Linked DNA regions of Mus musculus: region 2 is linked to region 1. A link is a contact called in ENCODE Hi-C or POLR2A ChIA-PET data. All regions are on one chromosome and are shown on one strand. The core of a region is the stretch at or near the end of the contact, and the rest is flanking DNA. Distances in the headings are between cores, read along the strand shown. Region 1 holds the start of Mrps28 (mitochondrial ribosomal protein S28). Region 2 holds the start of Zbtb10 (zinc finger and BTB domain containing 10).

Evidence for each region. Hi-C counts contacts between places; a loop is a spot of excess contacts on that map. ChIA-PET counts read pairs that join two places held with the same protein, here RNA polymerase II (POLR2A).
Region 2: a loop to region 1 is called in a map of heart, with 2.0 times the contacts of the local background. The contact joins the promoter of Zbtb10 here to the promoter of Mrps28 in region 1. A Hi-C loop is called at or near these places in 1 of 37 maps with a recorded cell type or tissue (heart). POLR2A ChIA-PET finds 5 or more read pairs at or near these places in 1 of 5 experiments (Patski).

The regions. Positions count from the first base shown.
Region 1 is chr3:8,921,541-8,925,379 of GRCm38, reverse strand. Mrps28 (mitochondrial ribosomal protein S28) reads left to right here and starts at 1,523. Exons shown (of 3, transcript NM_025434.3): 1 at 1,523-1,793. The coding sequence starts at 1,584. It overlaps Gm52601 (a long non-coding RNA gene), which reads left to right and starts at 1,808. Exons shown (of 2, transcript XR_003954436.1): 1 at 1,808-1,906; 2 at 2,997-3,839.
Region 2 is chr3:9,248,782-9,252,308 of GRCm38, reverse strand. Zbtb10 (zinc finger and BTB domain containing 10) reads right to left here and starts at 1,742. Exons shown (of 6, transcript NM_177660.3): 1 at 229-1,742. The coding sequence starts at 1,179.

The DNA.
Region 1 (3,839 bases), core at 274-2,773:
TAATTTCATTTGATACTTCTTAAGTTGGGAGCTTCAAGACGAGTCCACTGAGCGTACATATATCACTAGGAAGACTAAGAGCCCCTCCCCATGGCGCTGCCTGGCTTTCAGGGTTATTCACTAGCTTAGGCAACACGAATATAACATGTCTGTTGGATTTAAAGATGGGACTTCATTTGTTCTGTTCATCCAGATGGAGGGTTTATCCTGAAGATTGAACCTAGGGCCTTGCCATGCCAGACAAGCACTGGAAGTGATACAGTTTAAGTTTGCAAAGCAGTTCTTTAAACTTGGCACTGCTGAGCAGCTTGCTTTCCCAAGCAGAAAAACCAAATCTGCACGGGGATACTGGATTGCCCAGGATGAAAGTTCCTTACTTGAGACTGCTGAGGGCTCTTAAAGGGAGCTCTACAATTTGCTACACTGTTTCCGAAAGGAACTGAAAGTGGTAGTAGCCATAGAGATTGACATTTTCGACAAGAATCCACTTAAGTGTCAGCAGAAATGAGCGTATGCAGAATGAGATCTCACTTGAAGCGGAATCTACTTTTCAGGCTCCTACTGAATTTGTGAGATACTCCCTACAGTGACTAGTAATGCGGAGTGGTAAGTTATCCACAAAACTATGCATCATTCTAAGGTCAAAATAGACCTGCAGCATTGAGGAAGACTTACACTAAGAGTCAAAGACATAAAAGAGGTTCTGTCCTGGCCCTGGTAGTGACAGTACTTGTAAAGTCCCATCATTCAGGGAGAAGCAGGAGGGTCAGATGATGAGGGTCACCCTCAACTACGCAGTGAGCTCAAGGCCAGTATGGGTTACATGAGACCTCGATAAGGGGAAAAAAGATATTTATGTACAAATGACATAGAAAACTGACACCCGCCCTTGGATTTAGTAATCTGTAGGTTAACATTACATTGATTAGACTAGTGGTCCACTTAAAAGGCAAACACTTTTGCAACTAGGTTCGATTCTTAAGTGGATGGACAAATTCTGGGGATTTACACTGGGGAGAAACAAACAATATCAAGTGTTTGGGTATGGGAGCGTGGAAGTGCTACGCCTGAGCATATTTCTGAAGCTTAATTCACAGGAAATGATGGTAGCTAGCTAGGATAAAACTTCTGTTGGGTTTTGTAATGCATGTGACTGGCAACAGAAGTGGCCAAGGACAGACCTACCATCAGTTTTAGGAACAACTTTGTGCCCATTTGCAAAGGCAATCTCTCCTTCCTTCCTGGAGTTTACAAAACTGGAGGGTGAACACTAAGAATTATTTCAAATCTAAAGCATGACGCATTCGAAAGTGCTGAGTAACGAAGGCACAGGAGGTGCTGGTGAGCATAGGGCTTCCAACTCTAACAGGATAACGAAGGAGACCTCTGAAGACCGTGTAGTACAGCAGCTGTAGCGTCACCCCGTCCCTCAGGAGGCATGCGCTCTCTGGCGTCCGCGGGAGGCAAGCTTTAAACTACCGGACTAGTAGGCTCGCCTGGGATTAAGGCGGTAGGCGGGGCTCTCCTCGGCCCGCCCCCTGACCTGCAAGCGTGCAGAAGAGGTCAGAGGTCGCGCAGGCGTCATGGCGGCGCTGTGTAGGTCCCACGCCGGGACTGCTGGGAGCCGTTTCTTGAGAGCGCTTGTCTTCTCCAAGCCTTTGCGAAATGCAAGCACGGAGAGTGGTTCCGAGAGCGCAACCCACGACTCCTCCGCTCCTCGGGCGCGTTCAGGCGGCTTCGCGAGCGCTCTGGAGCGACACTCGGACTTGCAGCGGAAGGCGGAGCTCCGACTGGTAAGCAGGCCTCGCGGCGCCACGTCCGCACGCCGGGCCGAGCGTGGGGAGGGGCTAAGCCCGGGACGCTGGGAGGAGCCGGCGTGGTGGGGCGGGAGCCCGTCGGTGTTGGGGTGGGGCTCAGGCGGCGACTCCAGGGAGGGGCCAGCGTGGGTTGGGGGTGAATTCTGTCCTTCTTGTCATGGGCTATGCCGGTGACTTAGGGATGAGGAGAGGAGCGACTGGAGCGGCGGGGGTAGCTTTCTACCCTTGACCTGCAGCAGAGCGTGTGATTAATATTTTCTTCCTTTTCCATGGCTTTTACGCTCCTGTGGGTTCTCTCTGCATACCTTTGTGACACATTCTGGGCCAGGTATCCATCGGGTTTGTGGGGCGACCCGTCAGACTTGGAGGAAAACGACTCCAGGTCTTAGCCTTGCCACAAGGCGGCTCGAGGCCTGTCACAAGCATCTTAATTGAATTGACACTTAAAGCTATTGTGAACTGGGCGTATGATTTAAACTGTCAGTGTTTCACTTTCCTTTATTGCAAGTGACCTTTTATTTTAAAAATATAGTTTTTTCCCCCTTTGTGTAAAACATTGTAAAATAATTTAGATACATGAAGTAGTGCAAATACAAAAGGCTGGGATTTTTAAAAATTCTGAGACTCGGGTATACATGAGGTTGGGTTATATAAGAAAAATCTGAATTTCCAGTTTTTGTTCTCTAGTGGGTATTGCTGAACAGTACACATGTAGCTATTTCTCAGGATTGTAGGGTCATCTTAGTTTTGAGTGCCAAAACTTTTCTTTGATCTAGTGATGGGAAGGACCCCAGGACATAGTTTTGAGATTTTTGCCACATGTAGTGGCTTAAAACACAAATTTTTACTTATAGGGCACTAGGAGTTCTTTTAAAATAAGAAAATGAAAATATAAAAAGATAACAAAAACTTAACATATTAGAATTGGACAAAACAAATAGAATTTAAAGAGCTCAAGAGAGGTGGAGGAAATACAGGCACTTGTGCACACACTCAGGAGTCCCATAGAAGCTGGAAGCCGCGACACACTTTAGAGGACCTGGGGTAGGCCTGGTGCAAGCCCTGTGAGTGCTTTCCAGTCTCTGCCAGCTTTGTTCATGTTGATTTAGAGAGCCTTGTTCTCTTGGTGTCTTCCACAACCTTTTGGCTCTTATACCATTCCCATCTCCTCTTCTTTAGGGCTCACACTGAGTGGAGGGATATGATGGAGACATCCCTGTTAGGACAGGATGTTCCACCTCTGAATACTGTCTGGCTGAGGGCGTCTGTATGAGTTCCCAACTGCTGCAGGAGGAAGCTTCTCTGATGATGACTGAGCAAGACACTGATCTATGAGCATACAGAATCGTATTAAGAATAATTTTATTGGTACATTGTTTTTCTTTTTTAAGAACAGTAGTATTTGGATTTACCCGAGGTCCCTCAAGCAGTGTTCGGAATGGGTTTCATAAGTCAAACCAGATATTGGTTGGTTACTCCACAAGCTTTGTAATACCAGCATATCTTGCAGACAGGACACCATTTTAGATCAAAGGGTTTGTGGCTGGGTTGGTGTTTATATTTCTCTTTTAGAAGCCTGTAGACTAACTTTAAAACATAAGGGTGAAGACTTTATTTAGGCACCGGCCACGTTCAGTGTTCTCCATGTTCAATAAGTAGGTGTTGTCTTCAGCAGTGGGCCTTGCTGTCAGTTTGTGGAGAGCAGCCTACAGTTTTGGCAACAGCTTCAGTTGCTTGAGGCTTCTCGTGGATCCCTTTGGCTAGCAGCTCAGTCAGATGTAACACAATCCTGTGACTGGAAGCTTCATTTTGTGACAAGAGATGGCCACATGGGACTCTTGTCTCCCTCATTATTTGTCAACTTCAATTAGGTCACCTTTTCATATATGTGTATGTTTTAGAAAGCTTCTGCTGTATTAGGGTCTGTTCCACATCCTTCAATCTATGGCTGTTTCTTCTATTCCCTTTCCTGGGTAGATCTGTCTGTCCCCTCTAGTCCCTTAATCTATACCTAGCCTACCT
Region 2 (3,527 bases), core at 493-2,992, 330 kb before region 1:
CCTTCTACCCCTCCTCCCCCAATAGATCCACAACTTTGGAAAACTTTGTTTCCAGGCTTTCTAAACCCCTACGCATAAGCTCTCGCGAACCTCTCTCGATCGGAACGAAGTGAGTCTTCCCCCGGAGGATCTTAATTTCCCCCCTTCTTTACTTTAGTTTTAGTCTTCCCCACTGATAAACCTTTCCCAAAAGATGTGGTCGAAAAGCAAAGGCAGGATCTACGGTACCTGGGCGTTGGCTTCGTGGAGTTTGTGTTCGGTGGAGACGTGGTGCCTTAGGAGCAGGGTTTTCTTGTAGTTGCGGGTCCCTCGCGAAAGCTCATCATGCCCCACCTGGGTAAGGTCCACGCCGCCCCCATCCTCGGGGATCTTTTGGCACCATCCGCAGAACATAAGGCCGGTATCCTTGGAGTACCGCAGCCAAGGGAAGTCCTTGAGCCAAGAGGTCTGGAAGGAGCACTGGAGCTTCTGCAAGAGGGACTTGGGCCTCGCGAGCGGGAAGTGCTGGACAGTCTCTCCTTCGCCAGCTCCCACACCGCTGCCCTCCGCTTCGTCCCCACCATCGCCGCCCGACCGCCTGCTGCTGCTGCAGCTGCCGCCTTCCGCCCCACTGCCATCGCCCGGGCTCGCCCCCTCCTCCTCGGTGCTGTAGCTCAGGGACGCCCCGTCCTGCATCCACTCCTTCCCCTCCAGCGCGTCCAGCTCCGGATCCACGGCCGCCGGCCCTCGCCCATTGAAATGCCTGAGGGGCCACGCCGAGGTCTCCGGGCGGCCGCGGCTGCTGCCATTGTTGCCGAGACCCCCGCCGCCTCCCCCGCGGAAGGCCAGAGTCCGACGGTTCCTTTCCGCTAGCAGGGGGCCCCCCGCGCCGCCGCCCAGCAAGGAGGGGCCGCCCGTGTCCTGAGGGAGCAGCAGCAACTCCTTGACGTCCTCGGCGGCGGCCGCGCCGGCGGCGGCCTCCGAGTCCTGGGGCTCCAGGCCCTCCAATTCCATTTCCTCGTCGGCCCCGCGCCCATTCGGCTGCTGCGGCGCGGGCGGCGCGGGCAGTCGCGGTTGCGGCTGCGGAGGCCAAGAAGAGGCCTCCCCGCCAGCGTTATTGTTCGTGGGGCCGCCGCCGCCGGTGACCAACCCGCCTCCTCGGAACGCCAGCGTCCTGCGGTTCATCTCACTGAACGACATGGCGCGCGCCGCGGTCACCGCCGCCGCCGCCGCCGCCCGGTGCCTCGGCTCGCGCCCGGGCTCCGGCCGCGTCCCGCGCGCTCGCCGCGGCTCCCCCAACGCTTCGCCCCCGCCCCCGCCCCCGGCGCTGCGCTGCGCCGCTCTGCGCTGCGCTCCCGCCGGCCCGGCCTCACCCTCCCGCCGGCTCGCGCTCGCTCCCGGGCCGCCGCACGCGTCTACTGCCGCCGCCGTCCCAGCCGCGTCCTCTCCACCCGCGCCCCGCCGCGCTCCGGGCAGCGTCCCGCGCGGAGCGGTGGGCGGGCAGCGGAGCGGCGAGCCGGGCGCGTGCGGCCTTCGAAGTTGAGGAGGAGTGCGGTTGCCCCTCCGCTGCCCCGCTTCAGCGCTGCGCGCACACACCGGCCCGCCAACAGATCTCCGTCCTCGGGGGGAGTCGTGTCGCCGCCGCCGGCTGCCGAGGCGCGGACGCGAGAGGCGCGCTAAGCCGCCAGGCTCCGCCACATAGCGAGCCGACAATAAAGCCGGCGGAGCGTTTCCGTCCGACCAGGCCCTGGCGGAGGTCGAATGGCAAATGAACAACGGACCGTGCGCCCACAATGCACCGGGGTAGCAGTAACCGCTGGAGGGGGAGAGGGTGGGGGCCGGCCGGGGGAGGGGGCGGGCTGGGCCGGGCTGGGCTGGGCCGGGGGCGCCCGGGGACCGGGAAAGGGGCCGGCCGCTCGGGCCCGCGGGCGGGGGTGCGGCCACGGGAAGGAAGCGGGCGGGGCACGGGCTGGGGTCTCGGGGCGGGGCCGGCTCGGCCAGGACAAACAGCTGGCGGGTGTCAGGGGCCGGCTCGCCGCGGCGCGCCCGTGCGCACGGTCCCCGGCTCTCGCCACGACTTCACCTGGGACTCCAGGAGTAAGTGCGGTGGGAGCGCGCCCGGCCCTGTCATCTGCCGGGGGAGGGGTGGGTGGCCGTGCCCGAGGAAGTGAACTTATTTTGTTCCTGCACAAAAGACTGGACCAGGCGGTGCCTCCCTCGCGAGGACACCTCCTTGGGCTCCTTGTGTACGCCGGGCAGCACCTCTGGCCCCGGGCGACGATCGTTTCGCAGAAAATGCACCGCCCCGAGTGTCTTATTGCTGTGATGAAATGGAAATTTAAATAAAAGGTCGAACACGTGCGTTCAGTGGGAAGTATTGACATGGGTGTTACATCACCAGCAGCCAATCAGATATCTCCAGTCGTGTTTATACTTCTACAACCACCTTGTGAGTATTACAGTATGTCATAGCGTTATAAATATTAGGCAGGGTTTTCCCCATGAACGGGGAGGAGTCAGCTGCTGCGGGCGCCGCGTGCGGCCGCGAAGGGAGTGCAGCTCCGAAGACAGGGTGTGTAGATGAGAATTAATTTTTAGGATTTTGAGAAAAGCTCTTGGCATCGCGTATGGAATTTAGAGTGATTACATCGGTCTAAGCTGGAAATGAACCTCCCTAAGTTATATTAGTTTACTTTTTTGTTTTTGTTTTTCAGAAAGAGGCCTTGCCAATTAAGAACCCTTAAACTCACCCTCCCCATTAACTATGCTCTATTTGGAAAACATTAGCACGTTTACACTCATTAATTCACAAAGTGAGGTCGATTTATCTGTTATTTATTGGGAGCGATTTTTGAAACAGGGTCAAGGCCAGCCTAGTCTACATTTTAGGTCAGCCAGGGATACACACAAAGATCCTGCCTCAGTATCTCGAGTTCTGGTATTACAGGTGTGAACCACCATGTTGCACAAGCTTAATTTAAAAATTCGTATGTTTGAGCCTATTTCAGGCTTTCTTTCCTGTTTTTTTTCCCCCTGCCTTTCTTAATTTTTTGTTTTGTTTTGTTTTGTTTTTGTTTTTCGAGTCAGGGTTTCTCTGTGTAGCCCTGGCTGTCTTGGAACTCACTCTGTAGACCAGGCTGGCCTCGAACTCAGAAATCCACCTGCCTCTGCCTCCCAAGTGCTGGGATTAAAGGCGTGTGCCACCACACCCGGCTAATTTTCTTTCTTTCTTTCTTTCTTTCTTTCTTTCTTTCTTTCTTTCTTTCTTTCTTTCTTTCTTTCTTTTTTTTTTTTTAAGACTATGTAGCCCTAGCTGTCCTGGAACTCACTAGGCAAGAGTGGCTTTGAACCCACAGACATCCACCCACCTGGAGTTTCCCTTTTGGGGTGGGAGTGGAGTGAAGAGAGCAGTTGATAAATGGTGGTCTCTCATCTTTCAAGTTTTAAAATTCAGATTGATGGCTGTTGTGTCTGAGGACTCAAGAGTTAAGTTCCCAGAGCCTGTGTATGGCGACTGCCTGTGTAAGTGTATGGAGGCTCAGAGCCTG